Regions from separate parts of the Homo sapiens genome. Here region 1 is linked to region 2. A link is a loop called in an ENCODE intact Hi-C map of the cell type or tissue named here. Cell type or tissue: MCF 10A. All regions are shown on one strand. Each heading gives the region's core, and the rest is flanking DNA. Links, peaks and the distances in the headings are about the cores only. Region 1 overlaps LSAMP (limbic system associated membrane protein). Region 2 overlaps LSAMP (limbic system associated membrane protein).

Region 1 (8,348 bases), core at 23-8,022, 150 kb after region 2:
AGGGCTACTTATATCAAAATCACTGGGGTGCCTGTTAAATGGAGTTTCCTGGGGCCATCCAAGACAACAAATAAAAGCCTCTGAGGATAAGCCCTAGGAATCTACATTCAAATAAGCCTACTCTCCCTGTGATCTTAACATTCACTAAAGATTGAGAACAAATGTCCTAAGACCTCGTTTTGTTTCTCTTCATGTTAGTGTGACAGGTATTAGACAAGGCCGTTGATGATAGGAAAATGGTGAGTTTTAGGTAGATACAGTCCAAAAATATTTCGATATCATTCAATGACAGTAACAGAGCTAGTTTGGGAAGTTCAGGTGCATTTTCACCAGCCACTTAGAACCAAGCTACATTTGGAATTCCTGAGAAAACAGAAGCTGATTGGTGTGTTCAGACTGTTTTAATAGATGGCTAGAAAGAAAATAAGCATTTTGGAGGAAACTTCTCTTACACATGACCTTGTATGCAAGCTAAGATGCCTACTACTAGGTCACAGAATTTATTTAAAAGAAATGAGCATTTTACCAAAGATTTTGCAATGTGTGCTAATCAGAAGCTGCCTGTCAAGTTGAAGTAGCATCAAGAGGCTCAGAATAAGGGCTCTTGGGCGTTAAATGGTTCCTCCCAAATACCAAACCTATTATCATGATTGGCTGTTATAGCCCTCTAAACGGCAAAGTGATTAAATTGATCATTATGAAACCCTAAAGATGCGTAATTATGACAAATAAGACTCAAGTGCAGGGAGATTTCTATCTCACTGACTGGATTACATTTCAAGGAAGAATCAAAGAAGGAATGCTTTTAAAACCACAGTCAGCTGTGTGTGGAGGCTGGTTAAGAACTAGATTCTCCTGATCTTTACTCATATCTCTTTTGTATGTCATCTCAACACACTCAGTTCAGAAATCTCTGTAGCTCCTAACTCTGATTTTAAATTCCAATCCTATGCAACAATCTATCCACTTATATTATAACTCTGAATGTACACGGGTTGTTCTTTTCTGATCATTTGTTAAGTGTCAGGTGCCTCTAACATCATCTTGGGTTTATTCTGAGTTACTCTAACTCACTCTAAATCAAGTCCTCAGCCTGGATGTGCTCATTTAAGTCATTTATCATTAATAATAGCAATGGCTAAAAAAGAGGGCTAGGAAATAAGCTATTTCTACCCAGTCTAGTCTACATCTAAGAATTGAGGACAATAATTCCGGAGACTAAGTACATTACCAAAAAGACAATGGTTCCCTCCTGGAAATGCACCCACTAAAAACCCTTCTAAAACATGCCTGGATTAATGACAAAAAGATATACCAGACCAAGAAAGTCTAACACAGAGTCAAGCATTTTTTTCTTTAGCACTATAGAGGAGACAGATCATACAAATTCCATTTCCTGATAGAGTGCTTTTCAATTATTGACAGATGGGCAAAGAGAACATGGAAAGAGAAATAAAAAAAGAAGCCTTTATTGTACTTTTGGAAATGAGCAGCTAGATGTAATACTAATGTAGTGACCACTAACAAGCTTCATTGCAATATCAAGCTTTGTTATTAGTAAAAAATAAAGTACTATTTACGGAATACTAATATTTTTCTAATTACCAATATCTTCTTTTAAAAAGTCCCTTTTAAGAATGTGGTGTGAGGTACAATGCAAATTATAGTTGTGGTGGTTGATATTTCCTTGGAACAGAAAATCACCAGGAATGTGGTTAGCATTTATTTTCTCTGTTCATATGGTACACAGGACGTAAGCTATTCACTTTTCTATTTTTCCTTTTTTTCTTTTCTTCTCTTCTATGAATTGCTTTCACTTTCTTCAGTTCTATTTACCACATAACTTGAACTATACTCTCATCCTGTGAACGACTCATTTAGTGTGAAAATTGAATGCCCTTTAAGAAATGAATTGTCAGTGTTTGATATCACTATGCTCCTCTCATTTAGAAAAACGCTATGGTTTTATTGGTGAGAAGGGAATATAGCAAGAGAAAGGGAGTCAAAACATCCTCGAGAATGAAAGAGTTTTAATTGTTTTCAAGTATATGTTAAGACTGTCATAACAATATGGGAAAGAGAACAAAATAGATAATGTTGATGAAAATAAGCGATGACATCTGGACCACTTTTATTGTTATCTCAACTGAAAGAACAACGCTTAGAAAATACCAGCCACGTTGATAATTGAAAGTGTTGTTTTGCTATTAAAAATGAAGGAAATCAAAAAAGAATATAAAGAAGTAAATATGTGTTTAAATTTATAGTTCGCTAATTTTCAACATTAGTCCAGTCTAAAGAGTTCATGCTACATCCACCCACAATTATTATCAAGGCACTCTCTAAGTCGCAATGGTGTGTACCTGTAATCCCAGCTACTCAGGAGGCTGAGGCAGGAGGGTCACTTAAGCCCAGAATTTTGAGTCTAGCCTGGGCAACACAGTGAGACCTCATATTTCTCTTAAAACAAACAAACAGACAAACAAACAAAAAACACTTTATTCTACAGACATTCTATTCCCTACCCTGATATCCAACATTTAAATTTTGTTCCAGAAGCAAGCTTGAGAAACAGTGTTTCTTGTCTTGGCACTACTCTTTTAGGCATGCTTGCTTCTGTGTGCACATGAAATCAAATTAAACACTATGTAAAAAGAGTTAACTATGTGATTTTAAGTGAAATATAGTAGATCAAAATGGAAATACATCACTTATATAATGTTCTGAAGCATTGTAATGAAAATTTGCATGTGATTTTGTTATCTCAAACATTAAGAAATAAAGAAGTTACTCAATGGAGTAGTTTACCTTTGTCTGGTTTACTTGTAGTTAGAAAGCTTTTAGATGAGATGAGTCTTCTCATCTTTGCAGAGGAGATGGGATCATGAAGATATTAGCAGAATAAGAAGTCATCCAGTCAGAGAAAGATTAGAGAAACATTACATATTTAGCTTTATATAAATCACCTACATATAGTTTATAAAATTGTCCTTATGTACCTAAAACTTAGAAGGAAAGAAATCTGACCTGCTGGATGAATTTGAAGAGTTTGAAGAACTTTAGCTGTGAAATGATAGGAAGTCATTCCATGCAATTTTTAAATAGCAAATCTTATATTCAAGAATTTTCTCCTGACTGCAAAATATGCTTGCATTAAAGGTCCTATATCAGAGGTATAATTTGGATGTGTGGTCCAGAATTCAGTATATACAATAAGTCCTAATTCGTAATCATCTGGTAGCATATACATGAATTCACACATCATAAACCATTCTATACATGAAACCTTGTAAAACTACATTCTATCTGATAAATGTTTTCTAAACTTTGAAGATGTTGACCTAAACAGTGTTACTTATTTAGTAGACATTTTACTGTTCTTATATAATGTGGAGAAGTGAAGGGAAAGGGATCTAAATTAATTGGGATAATCCCAGCTGCCACTGTAGTTCCTGAAATCTCAATAACACAAGGTTAAACGAATATTGTTTAAAACAATAAAAGTGTATTCCTCCTTTACATTGCAGTCCTGTATGTATCATTCTTCTCTAACTTGCAGCTCTGCCATTGGAAAAACATGGCCTCCAAGGTCACTGTGAAGGGGGAAGAGGGAAAGAACAGGAAAGGCACTAGCTCATAACTTCCTCAACCAGAAGAAACATGTTTCACTTCCACTCACAATTCACTGGCTAGAACTCATTCTTATGGGAGAGACTAACCACAGGGGAGGCTTAGAAATGTGATCTTGTTTGTGATCAGGAAGAAGAAAATGAAATGAGGTATGGTAAATACAAAACATTTTTTTTCTGTCGCAGTCAGCGCTCTGACCTCCAGAGAGCCATATACTTCCTTTTTCACATAGCATACTGTCCCCTTCTCCCTAAGGGAGAAAACCCAGTAACTGCAGACACCTCCAGTTCCACAGTCTTACCAAAATACACAGCCTTGCTCATGAGGTTCAGATATTTTTCCTCTTAGTCCAGCAATTAAGGAAATAAAAGGATAAGCTATCTGTCTCCTCCCCTCTTCATCACATATATGCCTAATATAAAATGATAGAAGAGAAATGGAATGAGGCTCCCTGGGAAAAAGGTATAAATGGGAGAAACATTAGTCATTGGTCCAAAGCAATTCCAAAATTCCACTGGGTGTTATGAAAACTCCCTCCTCCCACCTAGTGGTGAGATATGATTGTTGCTGAGCTTCTGATTTTGTGTTCTTCCTCACTGCCCCCACCCCCCTCTTTTTTTTTCCAGTGGCTCCTGGATCTGCCATCTAGGGGTAGAGATGATCACTCACCTACTATTTCCTTAATCACATCTGAAGTGGGTATTTGGAAATATGCTTTCCTTAGGGGCTGCACAACTTTTTCAGTTCACATTCTTCTCGTGGTGGCCCAGGGTTTAAAAAGAAAGCAAATTCTTCAGCCAATTTCTCAATTAAATAAAAATTCAAAAAGCATATGTTTTTCCCAGAAATTCTGGCTTTCTTAGTCTGGGCTCATTATTTTTTTGGTGATATATGTATCCCTAAGATATACTGGTGAAATGTGTTTTAGTAGGCTTCTAATCTATTTGCTTCTAGTCAGCAACTCGTGCTAACTATGCTCAATGTTCTTTTGAACTCAGTTAACTCAAATAGCTCTCAAGCATGTTTTATTTCTTTTGCTTTCTAACCCCTACATTCCTTCTCCAGCCAACTAATTGTAGCTACCTTGAGCCCCACCCTTAATATGGTCCTTGCCCTAAGTTTCTTTTATCAACTAAGAGGTTTCATTGGCCCTTTGTCATTCTAAGTCTTTTAAAATTCCACCTGTTACCATTTGAGATCAAGAAGCAGTTGGCTTTTTTAACCCTTCAAAGCCCCAAACTTTTGGACTCTTCTTTTTTTTCTACTTGCAAACTTGGCAATTCTCTCCTTTGATCATCTCTTCCAAAAGCAGTTGTATTCGTTATATATTGTTGGGTAACAAATCGATCGAAAAGTTAGCAGCTTGAAACAACAAACATTTATTATCTCACAATTTCTGTGGGCTGGAAAGCCAGGAGCAGTTTAGCTGGGTGGCTCTGCCTCAGAGTCTCATGAGATTGCAACCAAACCGTCAGCTGTGGCTACAGTCTGCGAAGAACTGACTGGCACTGAGAGTCTACTTCCAAGTTCACCTACATGGTTGTAGATGTTGGCAAGGGTCTTCAGTTCCTCACCATGTGGGACTTCCAGTAGAAAAGCCCCAGGGCTTCTCATAATGGGGTTTCCTTGGGCATCTGTTATCCCAAAACAGTGAAAGCCAGTGAGTGAGCATAACAACAGCCAAAACCAAAGCCACAGTCTTTTGTGACCTAACCTTGAAAGTGATATGCCATATGATATTGGTCACTCATACCAACTGTAGGATAACATGGGTACGAGGTATGAGCATCAGGAGGCGAGAATCACTGGGGATTATCTTTGAGGCTGTTTTCCACAGGCAGCCAATAGTAGCAAATGCAAAGTTTTTGAACTTCTTTTCAATCTGCTTACTCGGTTAAGCATGTAGCCTAACTCACAAGTTAATAGAGGTGACAATTTTACCAAATATTTTGCTGCTTCATATCATAGATCATGTATCTAGTTCTTAACTGGCCACCAACCTTTCACTTTGCTCACTAATTAACCACTAAGCCAATATTCCATTTTGTATTTTTGTTCCAGCAACGCTTTGGTACTGATTTTTTATTAGCTAGGATATTTAATAATAGCTATCACAATAAATGTTAAATTATCCTAAATGTTTCTTATTTCCAGGCTTTCTTGCAATAAATCCTTCCTCTGTAAAGTGACCAGAATTTCCTCTGTAAAATACCTGTTTGAGCATAGTAGTCTAAATAAAAGCCTTTTGGCTCTGATACCTTCAGGACAAAGTTTATCTTATTATTGCTTCTTACAAGGCCCTTTACAATCTGACCCTAGCCTGTATTTCCAGCTTCATTTCCAGCTGTTCCCCATACATAATCTAAGCTTTGATCACAAGACTGCTCACCATCTATGGAATATAAGAAGCACTCTTACACCTCTGTGTTTCGTACATGCCAATCATTTTACCTAGGATTACATGTCCTCCCTTCAAACCTATATAGAACCCTGATGTCACCCTTTCACTCATTTTACCATTGCAATGTATGCATAACTTTACTGTAACAGTCTTTACAATGAATTATGTCTACTGCACTATAGTGTGTACCCCTCAAAGGAGCTACACTAGAAATTACTTACCATTATCATTAGGGCTTTATCAATCTTACTTTCTAACTGGATTCTTAATATTAATACTAGGTACTGCTATTTACTAATTAGTATACGGTTTAATTTTTAGTAATATGATAAACATTCATTGAATCCATAAATGATTAGATAAGTGAATTGACAAGGATCATTCATTCCTTCTTTTTATTCTCACCACATAGCTAAATCCCTCACACTTTGTACCTATAGTAGACTCTCAGTAAATGTTTAGCAACTATAAAATGGAAGAAAATCACTGATTCTTTCTTTCTCCTTGGATGCTCTTATTTTAGCATACATCTAGCCTAGACCTATATCTTGAGTTTAAGGCCCATATATCTAACTCTTTGAAGGAAATCTCTATTTATAATTCCCAAAATAAACGATTTTAATATGCAGAAAATTTGAATTGATCATGTTTCCCATTCATATCCATTTTTACTCCTGATTTTTTTTTTCTTTGTGAATAGCACCCCCATTCAGGCAAGCCAGAAGTGTGGGTGTCATCCCAGACTCTTCCTATTTATTTGCTCCCCATACCCAGCTTGATTCTAAGCTGTGACTTAAATATCTCTTGAACTGTTTTTATTTCTTGATTTTTTTTTCCAACTTGGTATTATGTCTCATTTAGAGTACTGCAGGAGCCTCTTAACTGGTCACCCTACCTCCTCTCTAACATTCCCTCAGTTTATTTCCCATAGTGCTGTCAAATTATTGTTCTATAGCACAAATTTGCAACCTCTATTTCTGTGTAAATGCCATCAATAGTTTCCCATTGTCTCTTAATGTTAACATTGCCACTTTTGTGCCAACATCAAGAATACTCTGTGGTTCTGCCCTTGCCTATCTCTGAAGACTCATCTCTTGCCTGTTCTCCTTTCTGCAGGCCCCAGTGTAAGGAGCCATATCGTGTTAATCATCTGTGTTTTCCACTAGGCACTGTCCTCTCATGTGTTCTGCCCTCCCCTCTGTATGGCTCTTTCTTTGACTAGATGTTAATTACTTATTTTGGAAAATCTTCCTTTTAGGCAGACCTTTCTGTAAATAGTTGTTGGCTCAATGTGTGATTATCAGAAATCTTAATACTGAGGAACATAAAACCAAAAACTAGAATGTACTTTGTAATTTAGTAATTATTATTATTACTATTATTTTTATTCTGAGACAGGCTCTCATTCTGTTGTCTGGGCTGGAGGGCAGTGGTGCAATCATGGCTTGCTGCAGCCTGGACCTCCTGGGCTCAAGCCATCCTCTCACCTCAGCCTCAAGTAGCTGGGACTACAGGTGTGCACCACCATACCAGGCTAATTTAATTTATTATTATTTTTTTCTTTTAGAGATGAAGTCTATAGTGCTTAGGCTAGCCCTGAACTCTGGGTGTTGAGCAATCCTCCCTGCTCAGTCTCCCAAACTGCTGAGATTACAGGCATGAGCCACCATGCCTGGCCATTAATTTATTTATAGACAAGGCTAAATACCATGTCAAATGCTAAGATTTTCCTATAGTGACCCAGATGACCCATACTCAGTTTCCTTTTTGCATCTCAGAAAGCCAAGTTTTTAACTTGGTGTTTGTTTTTTGTTGTTGTTATTGTTGCTATATTTTGGTATTGGCAGGGGCAGCAATGAAGGAGTGAGATATGGAAGTTGGATTTTCCATAGCATTACTTTTAAATTGAATCTCAACTGACCTCTCTGGCAAGCTATTCATACTTTGCCTTAGACTGGATTTAAAAAAAAAAAAAAAAAAGTCTCCATAGGCAATGATTGGTTAAGACGGAGAAAAGAGATAACGGTGCACCCATGGGAGGAGGCTGAGAAAAGCAAAGACAGTGACAGGCAGATAAACAGAAAAAGAGGAAGTGATTAAAAATAAAAATAAAAATAAATCTCAGGTACTTGAAAAGCCCTGGCTGAGACAGTGATGGAGATAAAAAGAGAAAGAGGAGAAATACAATCAGCACTACTGGTAACTGGAGAGGCTGGAGGAATGGGGGATGGAGGCTCAGAGACTGAAAGAAAAGAAAAGAGAGAGAATGTACAATACAGGGGAAAAGGGAACATAGGAAAAGGTTTTTAAAAACCTG
Region 2 (8,348 bases), core at 159-8,158:
GATTATCTTCAATGTGATGAAATTAAACAAATTTTCTACAGTTCTATAACCAACTATATTATTTTACATAATTAGTTCAACTGAGCCTATGTGTTTGTATGTGAATAGATATAGAAAAAATTTTAAACTATAGTCATACCTAGAACATAGAAAGTTTGAAACAAACAAAAGCACCCGGGAAATTTGAATTAAAAGTAAGATGTAATAAAAAACAAAATAGACTTTCATCAACAGAATATAATAAATCTGAAGTGAAATGTAGCCAAATGAAAACTTTAAATTATATCCAAATACATTTGACCAGGTTAATAAAAAAACACTGACAAATATAAACATAGTGGAAAATTTAATGTACCTTCACTTAAAACTTGTAGATGCAGAATACAAAAAAAAAAAAAAGTAAGGTGATGATATAGAGTATTTTATTTTGTTTTGTATTGAGACAGGATCTTACTCTGTCACCCAGGCTGGAATGTAGTGGCACCTTCATGGCTTACTGCTGCCTCATCCTCCTGGACTCAGATGATCATATCACCTCAGCTCCCCAAGTAGCTGGGACCTTTGGCATGCACCACCATGCCCAGCTAATTTTTAAATTTTTTGTAGTGACAAGGTCTCACTATATTACCCAGGCTGGTCACAAGCAATCCTCTCGCATTGGTCTCCCAAAGTTCTAGAATCCCAGACATGAACCATTGCACCCAGCCTAATATAAAGTATTTGAACAACAGAGTTAATGAGCTTAAGTGGAAGCATATATAAAGCCCTGCACAAAGCAATTGGAAAATATATATTCTTTTCAAGAAGGAATGGTTCATTTAAAAAAAATGACCACATAAAATGTCTCAAAAGTAACTGATAAAAATGCAATGACTTCCCCACTTCCAAATTTTATCTGCCTGGAATCTAAAAAACACAGTTTAAATATAGAATTCGTCAGAGCAAAATTTATCATCAAAAACTTGGAATATTTAGACTTCATGAAAACACTTTATACCAAATGTTTTAGTATGGCACTAAAGAGAGTCTAGAAGGAAATTCTAGCAATATTACAAATAAATATATTTTTAAAATAAGATTGAAAATTGATCAGCCTAGTATTTAGTTATAGAAAGTAGCAAAGGAGGAGGGAAGCTAACCTAAATAAGTGGAAGGAAATAAACGACAAGGCAACACATTTATGAAATAAGTAATAAGAAAACAATAGAGAAGATAAACAAATTCAGAAGCTACTTTTTTGAAAAGCTAATAAAATAGGAAACATACACAATGAATAATCAAGTAAAACAAAGACAAGGCAGGAAAATCACTGCTAGGTGAAAGGGGTCATAGTTAAAATACAGTAGACTTTTAATTTTGTGAATATATAGTAGATGTATACATTTATGGGGTAATGAGATATTTTAATACAAGCATACAGTGTGAAATAAGCACATTATGGAGAACAGCGTATTCATCCCCTCAAACATCTACCCTTTGAGTTACCAATAATCCAATTACACTCTAAGTTATTTTAAGATGTACAATTAGTTATTATTGACTATAGTCACCCTGTTGTGCTATTAAGTAGTAGGTCTTATTAATTCTTTCTATTTTTGTGCCCATTTAGTAGAAATTTTAAAACATAAGAGTGTCAAATAAACAACTCTATGCAAACATATTTGAAAACAGATAAAATGGATATTTTTAGAAAAAAATGGCAAAACTGATACATGATGAAATGAGAAAATTTTTTTAATCATTTTTTAATCACGTTATTCAGAAAGTGGTCAATAGGAACTATGCCTGTAAGGCGTTTCTAACTTACTGAAAAGGCAAAAAGGAACACTTGGAGGGAATACGAATGCTATCCAATATCCATGCTTAAATGTTATATCATGTTGGACAAACAATAAATACATTATATAGATATAATGTAGTTATATATTATAGATAATATATTTTTATATATAATAAGTTATATTGTATATAACTACATAATGTTAAACTTTGGAAAAAAATTAAAACACCAGTTCCTCAGGTGAACCCTATCCTGAAATAACAGCACAGGATATGAACGAGGACACAAACTTTGTGAAAAGTTGTGGTTCAGCCATCGTAATGTAGCAGCCTAAAGGGCTGATATCACCTTCAATCTGCCTTAATAAAAAAGTAGCACCCGAATTTGTTGTTATTCAGATGAAACCTGATGTTTCTATTCTACTGTGAATATCACTCTGTAACAGGCCATAGTCAAATTGGAATATATTCTAAGGAGAATGACTAAAATGATGAGAGGATTTTAAACTATGTTTTAAGTCATGAGCTGTCTTCAACTATCTGAAGGGATAACATGCAGAATAATTAAATATGTATAATATGGTCCCTAAAAAGAAAACTAAGATCAATGTATGAAAATTATAAATGAATGGTCTGTCATTATGTTGAGCTAACATTCTAGCAGTTGGATCTGTCCCAACATGGAATGACTTATGGCTGGAGATTATAACCTTCTTAACTCCGGAATTGCACCTGCACAGGCTGGATGGTCACTTAGTTAGGAGTAACAGAGGGGACAAAAACAGCAGATTACAGGTGGAACAAGATGTCTTTTGGAGTTTAATTTTGTGAACATAAAAACTATACTTTCTGGGTTTGCCTAGGTGGGTCATTCCTGGGAAACAGTGTCAGTCATCCCATGTAAATTTATGATTTGCCTAGGCAAATGCAAAATAAATCTCTAGCCACCCTTTGCAATTAACAACTTTTCAATGTCTGGAATGAATACACTGAACTCCTACAGCAGGCGGGTGTGGGGTGTCCAAAAAAATAAACTACTTCAGTCATTAGTGTCCATGCTATAAGTGTTTAAATCCTGAAGAATTAATTTAGTCATAACCAATTCACCTACCGCTATACTATACTCGTGAGCATGATTTGCCTCACTGAGGAAATCCAGATTGTAGTTTGGATGTTATAGTGCACTGCCCAGATCCCCTTTTCAGGTCAGGGAACTGACTCATCAGCTGCTGCTAATGTTGATACATTACCCTTGACCAATTTCCTCGCTTGGCATTGCTTTCAACAAAAGACAATCACTTGCCTAAGTCATATTCTTTCCTTGAGGATAGTCCACAACCAATGATAGTCTGATAAAGTATTTAAAAACTCCCTGGCCCAAAGGTTGTATGATTCTGAAAGGCCATTTTAGCTCCGGAGCTCTCACAAGCAAATCTTTGTCTCTGAGGCTGTTTCCTGGGGAATCTGAGATTGAAAAATAGTGTGATTTCTTATGTCATCAGGGCTCCTTTTTGTGGCATGTACACTAGGCTGACCCACACAATCACATGATGACTCCCAGGTGCCATGATTCCATTGCTATAGTCATTCAAAAGTGTTAAAGAGGACCTGAGACCTAGGACCTAAGACCTTTCCTGCCACATTCTGTAATTTAACTTGGGATTTGGGGGAGGAGGTAGAAACGAAAATCGCAGAGTATAATGGAAATGGAGGAGAGGGAGAAGAAAGGTGAAACAAAAGTCTGAGAATGTGCTACTTTTTTTTTCTAGGTATAATTACATTTTCACCTTTCTCTACTAAGGTACATCTTTCTGAAGCAATCCCCCCTCCATTTCTTCTCACTCTTCTCCGCATCCCCTTCTTTGCATGTCTCTTCCAATTGTCCAAAAATAGAGGCAGTAGATCACAGATGTATGAGGTGCAATGCAGAGAACACTATTTATAATCAGCAGGTCTGGATATGTATCTTCACTCCGTCACTTACCGTAAATACATCTTTATATAAAATATATATAGTTTCAAGTAACCTATAAATAAAATTTAGTCCCTTGGCAGTCAATGCAGATGAGACATTTTTAGTGGAAGGAATAGGCCTTAAGTCATCAATTCTAACACAGTGGGCAATGGCATTTTCTTTCTAGATACAAGGATGCCTTAGTGCTTAAGCTAGCTCTGGTGGGTATTATTTTCATAATTCTTCCATTTAGGCCATTATAAGTCCCTTTTAGTCAAACCGTAGCCTACAGAGAAAACCACTGATCTTTTATCCTTCTCCCTCTTCTTTTCTTCCTATTCTTCTTTTCCAGAAACCTGAATTTCCTTTGGGTTGGTTTAAACATTTTTCCCTCTATAATTTTACTTTCTTAAAATTGTGACCATTTCAGAAAATGAATCTCAGATACTCATTTTATCTGTATCAGTTAATATGCACCCTTGAGCAGATACATATTGTGGATAAAGCTTCGTGAATGTTAGTGTGCTGTGAATTGATTACTACCTATTGCCTTAAAATATCAATGTTGTTGCATTTTGCTGCCATCATATAACAAATATGAATTATATTTCCCACCTTTTTAATTCAATTTACTTGATCTAGAGCTTCAGAGGGATTACTGAATGTTAGTTTTTCAAACTGCTTAAGCACTTTATTTTTCTAAGATGATCCAGTTATTCTGGCCAATTCAGAACAAGATTAATCTTCCACCACCGTCACTTGGGTGTGGGATCTCATCGCGTTTAAATAATTGTAATCATGAAAATAAATTCAGTTAATGGTTTGACTTTCTGTATAAAAAGCAATCATGTGATTGTCCATTCATGTGTCTGTTAAAATATGGCCCCATAAAAAAAAACAAGTCTGGTGTCTCTAGAATCGAAGATTAATTTTAGAAACACTGTCACCTGGTGGTTTGTTAGAGTTATTGCACTTGGCTTTTCTTCAAGTTTTTCGATGTCCATGTTTAGAGAATAAATCCACATCTAAGAAATTATACACCACATCTTAATTTACTAAGTGTATTTCAGAGTCAGAACTACATAAACCCTTTCTGTCATGCCATAAGACTTTAAGATTATAGGACCTAAGACCATTTCTTATTTTGAGAGGTCTAACCTAGTGTTCAGGGACCATTTGTGTCTACCCTTTTGTGTCTTTTATCACATGCATTTGTAACTTGCAGAAATTTGAAGGGATCTTGGTAACATTTTGGACTAATAAAACCATCTCTGCTTATTATGCCCCTTTGCTAGTTTGTGAAAAGTAGGCCATAAATTCTACAAGAACCACAGACAAGATACTGTAACCCCATAGAAAACTCTGTCTACAGGGACAATGCTCCCCTCTCTATACTGAAATGAGTCATAGAGTGCCTGGCTAGCAAAAGAACAGAGAGCAGTTTGTTGTCTCTAGCTGCATCTTTCCCATTCCCCCAAAGCAGGCATCACGAGAAGCATTACAGGTCTAAAAATAAGCCTCATGTGTGCTATAATATATTGATCTGGATATGCCTTTAAGGAGGAAAATAAAGGCCCCTAGGTTGACGATGAAAGACTTAGGCAATACAACTTGCAATGAATCTGGCAGCATCTACTTGGCAATTAACTAGCTCATTTGACCAATGAAGATAGCAAATCCAAACATTTCAGACCACTGTATCTGTTGTGGGGATGAAGAGATACGGTTAAAATTTTGAAGACAGAATTTAGTCTTTACCTTCTGCTGTGAGATTCATTTATGGCAGTAAAAACAATCATTTGCCAACTTCATTGATGTCATAATGAAGAACTCCAGGTTGGCCTCAGAAACCTTGGTCCTCTAATTGGTGGAGATTCATGTTTAATGTCAGAACAGAATATTTTGTGGTCTTAAAAGCTTCTGATCAAAATAAGTTTAAAGGCAAAGAGTCATCCTTTCAAAATTGGGCCCATGCTTTCCATGGTGCAGAATAGTTGCTCTTTTGTGAGAATGTACTTGGTAAAAGTCAGGATACTACAACTTTCTTTGACTCTTCAGGCCTAAAAATTTAAAAGTACTGTTACCTTTCACAGCAGAATTATGAGCAGATTCCTAATAAGGCAAGTTTCAGCCCTTTAAAGACCCTCCTGATAATGTATATTATATATACTTATACACATTATATACATATGTAATGTGCATATGCATTATATATTATATATGTATATAATGCTCAATGTATAATTTTAGTAGACAGTGCAAATTTCTGGATCACTATTATGATCACCATAGTCTCTGGTGGATTCTTACTGAAAATGACTCAACAACAACCATAGATTGCTTTGGCTGCCACCTGCCAATGAATTCAATAATATTAAACCAAGCTAAAATGGAAAAAAAAAAAAGTCAATTTACGTAAGGTAAGACTTCAGCAACTAGAGCCATTACTCTGTAGCACATTTCTTTGGCAATGCATGAAATTAAATTAAACAGAAAATAAGAACATATTGATTTTTCTATAAATTAAATACATGCTTCTGAAAGTGTTTTATCTTCACTTTGTGACTGATCCCTACTCATTGCTGCATCTACTGAGACCTCCAGACTGGAACCCACAGCGCCATCCTGAATGCTGCTCCTAGAATCCAAGCAAAAGTTGTATTGCCATGGCATCTCTGACAACAGTCCCTAAAAGAGACACTGTCCGCATTGCTGAAAAGTTGTATCTTTTAGAATAGAGATCAATTGCGTCAATCTTTAGAAAATTGCTTAAGGTTGATTAACTTTTATTTATTTATAAAAATTGTATTTCTACTATTTCCCTAATATTTAAAATAGAAAGTTGATGCCAAATTTTATAACTGAAAGAAAATATCCACAATTGACTGAGAGAGAAACAGTTGAGGATTGAATTATGAATTATGTTTCATATGTCTTTAATTTTAACACAAGTTGTGTAGAATAGGAGCTCAATGAATGTTTGTTGAATGACTAAAAGCCGCATAATTTTTAGCTTGTGTGACATAATAATAATTTGCAAGCCCTGTTGGAATAATTTGATTCTTTACAACTTTGATGTTCAAAGTGCAGTCCTTGTTCATTAGTTGAGAACTTGTGAGAAATATGGAATCTCAAGACCTACCACTGACCTACTATACTAGAATCTGCTTTGTAACTAGATTCCTAGGTGATCTGTATGTGAACAACACTGCTTCTAAATAAGTCCTATTCTTGTATTAGGCTGGTCAGGCTTTGTTTTCCTTAGCTCTTGCCCTTTGAACATATTTCTTAGTTTTCTGTTGATTCCTATGGCATCCTTAAGTGAAATGGGCAGAGAGGACCTGTTTATATTCATTGCCAATAGGCAAAAACAAAAACACACCCTCCCCTTTTTGTGGGTATTCATTATCCTTTGATAAGGCCATCATTATCTAGGTTAATATCAGCCTGATCTTCTCTAACACAAAGCACAATGGTCTCATCTCTAGAATACAAAATATTTCATTTTACAAGTATTCAAGATTTTTCTGTCTTGATTCAAACTCTAATGAAGATCAATCAATAATTTCAGAATAAATTGATTAGCTGGGGTAGCCATAAAAACAAATCAGTTTAAGCCTTGTGATTATTTTTCAGCATTAAAGATTATGTTTCACTATTTCTCAAAGGATGTATATGTTATATGTAAATCCATTGGAAGGATAAAGGAAAAAGTAACTAGTGTAAGTTTCTTAATATTTCCATGTAATGATCCAAAATTGATACTTTTGGTTAGTCTTAGCATCCATATTATTGACAAATGAAATGTTTATTACTTGTTAAAATAAAACTCAGTATAGTTTAGTTAATTACATTGGAAGTTTGGAAATAGGTGTAGTGAGTTGAATGATTACTAACTCCCCCCTTGCAAAGATGTCCACCTGGATCCTCAAAATATAACTAAATTTGGCACAAGGGCCTTGGCTGATGTAATTAAGATAGGCATCTCAAAATGAGATCATCCTGGATTAGGGTGGGCCTAATCCAGACCCAATGACAAGTGTCTATATAAGAGACAGAAAAAAAAATAAAAAGAAGAAGACAGAGAGACACTGGGAAGAAGGCCACCTGAAGAATCCAGCAGCAATTGGAATGCTATGTCTGTACACCAGGAACACCAAGGATCGCCAGCTGCTATCGGAAGCCAGAAAAGACAAAGAAGGATTCTTCCCTAAAACCTTTAGAACCTTGCCAAAACCTTGGTTTTGGATTTCTGGCCTTGATATTTTTGAGAAAACAAATTTCTCTTGTTTTAAGCCACCAAGTTTGTGGTATTTTTTATGGCAGTCCCTAGGAAACTAATGTAATGAGCTAAATAAACTCATTGTTTGGTGGTGTGGTGATTGAATGAGTGACTTTGACATTATGATATTCTTACTTGGTACCATAGCACCCTTACATTACTTCATATATTATACTCTGATCTTCCTTCTGCAAGTGTAGAGACACATACGTAGGCACAGAAGGCAAGACACATGCACACATGAATGAAGACTGAGAAAATAATAAGTGAACAAGTGGATAAGAAGGGGTGATACCATCAGGAATGGAAAAAATGGCAGAAAAGAGAAAAGCA

What was found. A loop is a pair of places that touch in the nucleus more often than their neighbours do. Peaks named below come from ENCODE experiments on the same cell type or tissue, not always from the same donor. Only the 100,000 strongest peaks of a DNase experiment are listed, where the experiment ranks them.
Region 1: it touches region 2 in a loop (1.8-fold over the local background); 5 of 110 quality-filtered maps call a loop at or near these places.

What each region holds. Positions count from the first base shown.
Region 1 is chr3:115,982,595-115,990,942 of GRCh38, reverse strand. The region is part of intron 3 of LSAMP (limbic system associated membrane protein); the gene reads left to right. The region is part of intron 1 of LOC124906269 (a long non-coding RNA gene); the gene reads right to left. It overlaps LOC124909414 (a long non-coding RNA gene), which reads left to right. Exons shown (of 2, transcript XR_007096014.1): 2 at 1-2,799. Among named protein-coding and RNA genes, the nearest start is that of SNORD155, 82 kb to the right of the region's middle. RefSeq lists an enhancer at 1-635. In MCF 10A, for the core only: no CTCF peak of the experiment used is centred there; a DNase peak (open chromatin) is centred at 4,182.
Region 2 is chr3:116,136,614-116,144,961 of GRCh38, reverse strand. All of the region lies in intron 1 of LSAMP (limbic system associated membrane protein), which reads left to right. Among named protein-coding and RNA genes, the nearest start is that of LSAMP-AS1, 220 kb to the left of the region's middle. In MCF 10A, for the core only: a CTCF peak has its summit at 4,677 (motif pointing left); no DNase peak of the experiment used is centred there.